2 separate regions of the Homo sapiens genome follow, and region 1 is linked to region 2. The links are chromatin loops, found by intact Hi-C in ENCODE. Cell type or tissue: mesothelial cell of epicardium. All regions are shown on one strand. Region 1 overlaps LOC107987087 (a long non-coding RNA gene). Region 2 overlaps TLE1 (TLE family member 1, transcriptional corepressor).

Region 1 (5,000 bases), 880 kb before region 2:
TGCTCTTGTTTTATTGATGAGTAAATGGAGGCTCAGAGAGGTTACGTGGCTTACCCAAGGACTGGAAGCTGCGATGCCTGTAGTGTTGTTTTTACTACAACCATATCTTGCCTAGAGAGCCTCAGAAAGCATGTCCACACACTGCTCCTCCTTAGTCAGTGCTAAAGTTACCTTAAACTGTGTCTTATGTTTAATACAAGGATCCAACAATTAGATGATAGTGGCAGACATGAGGTTGACTGACAGGAACCTCAGGGTATGTATCGAAAAAATAATGCACTCCCCATATACTTGGTAAGCCCAATTAAATTGAGTATTGAGATTGGAGTGGAAATTGGGGTGGAGTGTAGGGTAGGGGTGGGGAAGCTGAGGGCAAATGAGAACATTACTGGAAATGGCAGCTGAAGGCCTTTCATAGAAATTGTTGGGTCGTGTGACCTCAAAGTAACAATTAATAGTTGATTTTTTCAAGAAAACCATAACTCTTGCCGGACCTCTTTACAATAGAACACAAGTTTATGATCTTTTTATCTCAGTTCATAATGTATTGTTAAGACAAGGCAAGGAAAATGGTTTATAAATGTAATATTCCACTAGGAGATGTCTAGACGGCTGTTTTTGTTCTTTTCCTTCTCTCCTTTCCAATCATCCAAGCTTTGAATGTGAGAAAGAGACTGAAGACCTTCAAACAATAGGCCCAATAAATGTCTTTCCATTCTGGAAGGAAAAAAATTGGTCTCAGGGGCCCAGTAAACTGAGTCTAAGTTGGCCTGAAATAGCCACATACTTTCTGTTCTCTGGACTCCTCATGGTCCCTATCAAATTATTTAACTGGCCTTGAAAACAAGCTCTGTGGCATTCTGGAGGCCTTTATCTTTTATGGAGATTTACTGTATCCAATGCAAACCTCCTCCAGGGCTCAGGGAGTCTCAGCAGCAAGGAATATGGAACCACTCAAATCAGGACTAAATGGGGACTTTGAAGACAAATGGTAAACTGTGTTTTCTTGTTGACAAAATAATCTGAAGCTTTTGTTGTGTGTTTCCATAAAAGACTTCCCAGGCATAAATCAATATGGCAGCACCAACTCCACGAGAATAAGAAATGATAAGTATAGTTTTCAGCACCCCGTAACCACTCATTACATTTATTTCCCAGTTTTCTTTGTTAGGCCTTTCCTGTTCAAATCCGAGCCAGCACATTTTTGGCTTCCCAGCTGAAGCAGGAGGCACTGCCAATCAGCAGGAAATACAATACAGATAAGATTCGTATAAACTCTTTTGAACTGGTAAAATAGCTGGATAGGAAATGGATGTTAAATTGTTTACGTTTGGCACGAGAAGAAAACGTTCCATTTTTAAATTCAAAGCCTCTGCACCTTTGTAAATGAAAACAAATCACATGGGTCATGTAGTGTTCCACTCTGCAAAAGCCATCAAGCAACTGATAAAAGCTTTTGCAAATCACTAACTTTATCTGGGACTTGCTCAAAAGAGTCATTGCCCAGATTAATATGATGTGGCCCATATCTTCAGTCTCTGGAAAAACTGCACATCAACAGCTGGCTCCCAGCATACTCTGAGGAGTGATCTACAAATAGTGGCAAGTTGCTTTCATGGGGTCCCAGAAAGCTTTGGGGGAGATGCCTGTGAATTCTTATTTTTTTACCTTACTTATTTCAAAAATCCTATGAAAGTGTGACAGCATGAAGAATTCAAATATGTGGTCTGAGGACATTAGCATTGTGAAAAAGCTTTCATCTTGGCAAACATTGGTGCACCCGGCTGGGTTCAAGTGATAAAATCAGTTTGTGAAAATAGAAACTAATTTAAAAAAATGGACTGTTCAGTTTCATGAAACAACCAAGTAGCTTAATCCCAGAGAATGATAAATTCCTGCTTTGTCTGAATTTCTGTATGTTTCAGCCATTTGATCTTATTTCATCTAAGCATAGTCTAGACTGCAAATGATGTAAAAATTGTTCAGAATGTGTTTAATAGTTAAGTGAAAATAATTACAAAGCTGAATTAGAGGCAAATGACTGGCCGGCAAGTCCTTTGTCATGGGTGGGATGCAAAGCCTGGAATATTTCATCACTGTGGCCACCCACGTGATCCTTCTATGTTTTTGTATCATGGTCAAGTATATTTTAGAGTCAACCATATGGACCAAAGAAAGGGGACAGACAGCAGGACTATGGTTACATGAAGTTACATACTGGGCTGAATTTTACGTTGATAAGCCATCTGGTTCCCATTATTAGAACAATGCTGGCTTCAGAATGAGCCAGATAGAGGAATCTCTATGCAACTCTGTGCATCTTTTTAGAATCCTTAGGGCTCTTCTGGGAGGGGTTTCTTTTATTCATCCATTCATTCCATAGGGAAAATCCTGAGCTGCAATTAGGAATATGAGACTAAAGATAGCTGTCTTCATCGATATTGACTTCTCATTTATACCCACGTAATTTAATAATTTGTGAATCGGAAGATTATTTTCCTTCAAATTATAGTGTAGGTCCAATTTTCTGAGATTTCAAAATGGTGAAGCTTGCACAGGCAGTGGAGGGAGGTGTAAGCACCCTATACAACGGGCCTTCCTTTGTAGCCATTCTCCTGCCATGCTGCATCTGATTACTCATTTTCGGAAGATGACTCATTGGCAAGATGATACCCAGTTCCCCTGTCTCGACTTGGTTTTGTAATCATTCCAGAAAGAAGGTTTGAGACCAGACACTTGTCTCTCCTTGCCACCTATTGAGATTCTTCTAGCCAGGCACCCCGCAGATTTCAAACAAATGCTGAGCATGGAGCAAAGTCAAGGAATCAGAACACGGATGAGTCTCTGGCCTTCTGAGTGATCCTGAAAGGATACTTTGAAGTCAATAGGCTCAACACGAAAATCAAAAGGAAGCCTGTGAATGCATGGAAAAGTGAGGATCATTTTCTTTAAAGTGAACTTCACTAGCATTCCCCAGTGACTCAAGAGCTGTTGGCAGCCCTCAGGTTTGCTGATACTGCCACAGTCTGGCGCTATCTATTACTGAGATGAAAGAGGCTGGTGTTATATTAAAATAATGATCATGTGAATGCCCAAATTAGATAGCACTGATGGGACATCATTTTGAATATTCAGAGAAGTTACTAACACTCATAAACCAACAGTTTTGTTTGATACTTGAACAACTTTTATACTTGAATTGAACATAAGCTCCCATTAGCACCAACAATTTCTATTTGCTGCACACGTACAAAAGTAATAACTTGAACTTCTGCTACTGAAATTCAAGACAAAGGAATCACCAAACATGTTGAGGAGATAAAGGTGCTCTGAAAGACTTATTTTTACAAGGATGAGAAATGAAACCGTATCTCCATCAAGGTTTGGAGGATTTCATGGAAATAAGGAACCAGGGCTTAGCAAAGCTTGGAAAATGGTGAGGGTGGTATTAGGTAGATGGGTGAAGTAGTTCCTACCCAGAATTTGCAGAGGGGTCTCTCGAGAGGAACAGCAGCAAGCAAACATTGGGATTTTAACTAAATTATTAACAGACAAGTGTCAGTTTGAAAGTTCATTAAAAATAATCATCTGGGATCCCCAGCCCTGATGTAATCAAGCCCAATTTATTATTGGAAAGTACTGGGTCAGGGCGAGTACCAGGGATGCATGGCCTCCCTTTTTCATATTTAGTTATGGTATTTTATTGAAACAGAGGCTGTACTCCAGTGATAGACATTTAGGGCATTTGCTGATAGAATGAATAGAGCATTATCATAGCATAGCTGTACTAATGATACTTGGCATCGAGTTAATAAAGGTGAGTGAATAACAGGTGTTTTCCTGATGAGGTGATGGCTTCTACAAATCAGGCAAAATGTGCTGAGGCTGGGTTCATAGCCTTTTCCTGGTAATTTTAGTTTATTGCCAGCATTAGAACAATAGCCCTTTATAATTTTAATCTGATTTGGATGTTGCAGTAGAATGCTGCCTCTGAAGTTTGTTCTCAGAGATTTTTCTTCTTCAAAGTGTATCCCTCTAGGATAGCCGTTAACTGTCTTAGTCTAGGATCCATAAGAAGAGGACCCTGAGGCAAGGATAGGAGTACAAGTAGATTATTTGGAAAGCAATCCTAGATAGGATTGCCAGATTTGGCAAATAAAAATGCAGGAGTTAAGCTACACTTGAATTTCAGATAAACAATTTTTTAGTGTGTTATACTCCATGCAGTATTTGTGGTAACTTGTGGTATACACACACACACACACACAAAACCTTGTTGTTTATATGAAATTCGAATTTACAAATTTACTTGAGTATCCTTTATCTGGCAACCGCAGTCCCATGAAGCTAAGAGAGTAGAGATGAGACCAGCAAGGGAAGGAGACCAATGCAGGGTAAATTAATGAGCAGGTTACCACTGCATGCAGTCCCCAGTTCCTCTGGGGACTGTGGGAAACTGTATGGAATATAATTCAGAGTTTTCCTATCTGGGGACAATGGAAGTTTGGGGCGTGTACCCACCATCTCCTTTCATCATTGGTTAAGGGCTGATCCTAGGGCCATAAGTCTCCCCACCCATTCTATTTTCCCTGAGTGAGGTGTGGGCAGGGTGGGGGTGGGGAGAACATTCCTGCAGTCACAGAAAGCACTTGGCAGATAATTGCAGTTACTTGCAGTAGAACAGTTGCAGGTTATAGTAAATGTTGGAACCTTGCATAAAAAGGGATATGAGCAAAATCCTGATAGTGCCTTGTTTGGTGACTTTGGGCAACTTATGGCATCTCTTTTTGTCTAAATCCTCAACTTCTTGCATGTCTCCCTAGAGGCTCTTTCTTCAGGACAGTGAGTTACTGATATCTTCTCTAGGAGAAGCTGCCTGTGTTCCCAGCATGGGGCAAAGAGGTGGGGCTGCTGTTCAACCAGTTTTGCATAATATCATTCCTCCAGCATTTTTTGAAAACCCTGCTTCTGTGAGATGCATTCTATTCTGCTGTCAGTTC
Region 2 (5,000 bases):
GATGCCTTGAGCAAACAGCTGGTCAGAGCTTCTTATAAGTACAGTGGCCAGCCAGTGTATTGACACGCACAGACACAATAGAAAACTGCATTAGAAGGCAAGCCATTGGGATTTGCAGTAAATGTATTACAGAACACAAGTGACTTGCTGATACTGCTTGTTTAGCAGTTTGCAAGGGCAATGGCAGTATGGATTTTTGAATTAGAAGGGAAGGGCTGTTCTTTCTCTGTGTGGGAACATCTAGTTGATGGCTGGGGAGAAAATTGATTTAGAGAACAAAATGCAGCCACCGTTATTTGTGCCATTTGAAAGGCCTCTATGGATTAGTGAGTGAAAATAAAAAGGTTGCTTTCGGTTTAGGAAAGAGGGTCTTAACATTGATCTGCGTCTTGGTCTGGTATGGAGAGAATAAAGGATGGACCACCAGATGGAGAAAGGGCATCCAGGCCCCATGCAGCCTGCAGATACAGGTACACACTCCATTCTCACATAGTTGTCTTTCTCAGCTCTTTGGCTTTCAGAAGTCGGCTTTTTGGGTTTATTATTACAGTAAGCTTTTCCAATGACAACATTAGAGTTGTCATAGCCCCCATCCGTGGAGCTCCCATGTGCCCTAGGAATTGGTCCGCCAGAAGCCGCCCCCTCCCCGTGTCAACCTTCCCAGCCTCCCTTTGTGTGGATACTAATTATTCCACCTTGAAAAAGAGAAAACAGGTGAGTGGGATTAGGGGATGACAGTAGCACCTACCCCATAGGGTAATTACCAAGATTAAGTGAGTTACCAAATGCAGGAGCAGTTGCGTAGTTTCCTGGCATGGGGGCGCTCTGAGGGATAGCTGTGATCTAAATAGCAGTCCCTTTAAAACTCTACCCCTGCTCTTGGACTTCTAGGCCATGCTTCACTGATACTTCCGTTTTGTTTTTGCAAACCCAGCTTCCTTCCTACCTCTGAACTGATTTTCCCATTACCGTGTTTTATTTCTTTCCTTCTAAGATCATAAGCATTTATCTTTAGGCTTAAAAGGAGAAAAAAAAAAAAGGACTTGTTGGCAGTCTGTTTTTTTTTTTTTTTTTTTTTTAAATGAAGTCTCGCTCTTGTCCCCCAGGCTGGAGTGCAATGGCGCAATCTTGGTTCACTGCAACCTCCACCTCCCAGGTTCAAGCGATTCTGTTGCCTCAGCCTCCCGAGTAGCTGGGATTACAGGCGTGCACCACCATGCCCAGCTGATTTTTGTATTTTTAGTAGAGTCGGGATTTCACCATGTTGGCCAGGCTGGTCACAAACTCCTGACCTCAAGTAATCTGCCTCCCTCAGCCTCCCAAAGTGCTGGGATTACAGGCGTGAGCCACCGCGTCCGGCCTTGTTGGCAGTCTTTATTGTCTAAGTAAAATGTCTTACTTTGGCCAAACAGCAGAATGTGTCCTTGGAAGGCAATAGCTTTAAGTAATGTAACTATCAGTAAGAATAAAGTTGTGTTGAGTTTTTTCATTTAAAGGGATGGAAGAACAACAAAGGATTTGGTTCATTCTATCAAAGTAAGTTTTGGCAGAATAAGGACTAGGAGGTATATTTCAGAGTTTTTCTTTCGAATGTAACATGGAAAATTTGTCATTTTGAAAACAAGCAGGGTATGGAATTAGAGGGTCAAGTTGTTGCTTGGTTACAGAAAGAAAAAATTTCATTTTGATGAGGGATATGTACACCTGTGGGGAGTGTGTGCATGTAGTTTTCTTTTTGCTCTGTAAAGTACTGTGCAAAAGTTGTGAGTAGAGTAGTTGTGGTGCTGTCTTTCTTCGTCTACTCCATGGGCTTGAGATTTTTGTTGACAGTCAAGGTTCACAGCTGCTGCTGATGTACTAATATTTGGGGAAGCAAAAAAAAAAAAAATTGTTGGGAGGCTGAGGCGGGACAATCACTTGAACCTGGGAGGCGGAGGTTGCAGTGAGCCAAGATCGCACCATCACACTCCAGCCTGGGCAAAAAGAGTGAAACTCCATCTCAAATAATAATAATAATAATAATAATAATTTATTGCAGGGGAGAAAGGCAGAGCCATTGGGATTGGTCAAACTGGAAGTTTAGGCTGTTTACTCTTAATCCCAAGCACAATGCAGTAGAAACTTCTTGTGTGTCTTTGTAAGTATTTGAGATAAAGCAGGGCACAGTTCAGACAAGTTGTGCCAGTACCTGCTCTCAAACAAGCTCCAAAGTTGGCCGCCTTCTGATCTGGGTGTGCTGAGAAGCTCCGCGTTCATGGCTCTTTCTGCTTAGCTTGAGAAGTGGCCCTGACACCCTGAGGATCTGTAGGGGAAGCACTAGGTTCTTGACAACCCCCTAGCCTGCCAGTTGGCCTGGGTCCCAGAACTTTTTCCATTTGTAAGTGGGCTGGCTCATTTACAGTGCTTGGGCCATGAGCTCCCTCAGAGCCAATGTCTCTGCACAGCTACTGAGGAGATTGGAATTGGACCATTGAAATGTATCCAACTTCTGTACTTTTTAGCTGACCAAAGGCCAAAATCATACCACTAACTTAGGAGGGGAACTGCTGACATTTGAATCTTATAAGAAATCTGTATTTTATAATCGACTACCCTAGATGCTATGATATTTATGAATTAAATGGAAGTATAAGGAGGAAGTATAAGGAGGTTTCAAATACTGACTGGATTTTTCTGAGTATATAGATTTTTTTTCTTTTTTTTTTTTGAGACGGAGTCTCACTCTGTCGCCCAGGTTGGAGTGTAGTGGCGCAATCTTGGCTCACTGCAAGCTTCGCCTCCCGGGTTCAAGCGATTCTCCTGCCTTGGCCTCTCGAGTAGCTGGGATTACAGGCACATGCCACCACGCCCTGCTAATTTTTGTATTTTTAGTAGAGGTGGGGTTTCACCATGTTGGTCAGGCTGGTCTTGAACTCCTGACCTTGTGATCCGCCCACCTTGGCCTCCCAAAGTGCTAGGATTACAGGTATGAGCCACCATGCCCGGCCTTCATTTTTCTTAAATAGAGACAGGGTTTCGCCATGTTGCCCAGGCTGGTCTTGAACTCCAGGGCTCAAGCAATCCGCCCGCTTCAGCCTTCCAAAGTGCTGGGATTACAGGCATTTGCTACCATACCCAGCCTAAGAATACATTAGTTTTGAACTGGTTGTTAAATCTGTATTCATCCTTGTTTCTTTTTTGTTTTGAGACAGAGTCTCACTCTGTTGCCCAGGCTGCAGTGCAGTGGCGTGATCTCAGTTCACCGCAGTCATTGCCTCCCAGGTTCAAGCTATTCTCCTGTCTCAGCCTCCCAAGTAGCTGGGATTACAGGTGCTCACCACCATGCCTAGCTAATTTTGGATTTTTAGTAGAGATGGGGTTTTGCCATGTTGGTCAGGCTGGTCTCGAACTCCTGACCTCAGGTGATCCATCTGCCTCGGCCTCCCAAAGTGCTGGGATTAACAGCATGAGCCACGGCACCCAGCCCATCCTTATTTCTTGACTAATTTATTAAGTATGGCTTACCTACCGAAAGGGTCCCAGACAGATCAATGTCAGTGTATCACTGATCTTATGCAGCCATTGTTTGGGTTATTATTTTATCCAAGATCAAATACCCAAAAAAAGCTGTGATTTTTTTTTTTTAATTTTTTTTTTTCTGATTAGCTTCTGGAACTCTCAAAGTGCTGAAATTGCTCAAAGTTAATAAGGAATAAGTAACAATTGTTGCTTCTCAAAGCAATATAAAAGGTGGCCATGCCTGCAATCCCAGCACTTTGGGAGGCTGAGGTGGGCAGATCACAAGGTGTCAGGAGGGTCAGGAGTTCGAGACCAGTCTGGCCAATATGGTGAAACCCCGTCTCTACTAAAAATACAAAAATAAGCTGGGCACAGTGGCGCACGCCTGTAGTCCCAGCTACTAGGGAGGCTGAGGCAGAAGAATCACTTGAGCCCGGGAGGCGGAGGTTGCAGTGAGCCAAGATTGCCCCACTGCACTCCAGCCTGGGCGACAGACCCAGACTCTGTCTCAAAAAAAAAAGGGAAGGGACTTTTGTGTAGACTTTGCATTGTGAGAATATTGGTATTGACACCATTTATAATTTGGAGTAGAGTTTGAAGACCAGATTCTACTGTTTGTCGCATACTGGTTAATATGGCTGTAAAGAGGAGATGAATGTGGCTACTTTTCCAAGTCTATTACTCAGGAGGACTGTAAATTTGATTGGCTGTTACAATTCTAGCAGAATCATTCGATTTGAGAGCAATAGAAAGATAAGATATCCAATTACCCAAATGATTTGCAGGGTTGGCCAACGTTGTCATGGAGACACGAGTTGGAACAAATTAAATTTTAAGCAATAAAATAATCTTAAAGCCCGTCTGGGAACAAGAAAATTTGGCAGTGGCACTTACCTGAATTGAATCTTAGCTTGACACGATGTTGTTTGACATTGATATACTGTGGGGGCCTAAACTTATATGTGGTACAACATTATCTTTAAAAAGTCGCTCGGCCAAACCAGCAAAGGGGGACCGTTGGTATAAAGTCAGGGTTATTAACATTTATTTATTCTATGGCTTAAATGATGATTAGACTCTGGGTTCCCAAGAATATTTTGTATCTAAGGATTGAAATGCCTAAATAATGATTAAGCAGCTTTAATTGGACACTTGGGGAAAAAAAGATTTATTTAGCAGCAATGCGCAGTTTTTGGAACTGCCCTTCCTCTTTGTGTGCATGTCTTTTGGTGTGGGGGGGGAGGGTGGAGGTGTAAGCATGCATATATTTGCATGTACAAGTGAGGAGATTTTGGCACATGCCCCTACACTGCAGATGATTCTCTGTATTAGTTAAAATTTCTACTTTACAGTACTGCTTGCAGACTGGAAAATTGCGTTCCAGACTTCAGCTGATGATCTAAAACCTGAATAAGCATTAGTCTGTGGCTTAGAAGGTTATTTCCCCTCATTAATATATTGTTTAACTGGTTCCTGGCTTGTGCCACGGATTTGAAAACAGC

What was found. A loop is a pair of places that touch in the nucleus more often than their neighbours do. Peaks named below come from ENCODE experiments on the same cell type or tissue, not always from the same donor. Only the 100,000 strongest peaks of a DNase experiment are listed, where the experiment ranks them.
Region 1: a loop joins it to region 2, with 8 times the contacts of the local background. A loop is called at or near these places in 1 of 110 quality-filtered maps.

Annotation. Positions count from the first base shown.
Region 1 is chr9:82,551,830-82,556,829 of GRCh38, reverse strand. All of the region lies in intron 2 of LOC107987087 (a long non-coding RNA gene), which reads right to left. All of the region lies in intron 3 of LOC105376110 (a long non-coding RNA gene), which reads left to right. Among named protein-coding and RNA genes, the nearest start is that of RASEF, 510 kb to the left of the region's middle. In mesothelial cell of epicardium, no CTCF peak of the experiment used is centred here; a DNase peak (open chromatin) is centred at 2,090.
Region 2 is chr9:81,669,352-81,674,351 of GRCh38, reverse strand. The region is part of intron 4 of TLE1 (TLE family member 1, transcriptional corepressor); the gene reads left to right. Among named protein-coding and RNA genes, the nearest start is that of TLE1, 18 kb to the left of the region's middle. RefSeq lists an enhancer at 684-978. In mesothelial cell of epicardium, no CTCF peak of the experiment used is centred here; a DNase peak (open chromatin) is centred at 2,342.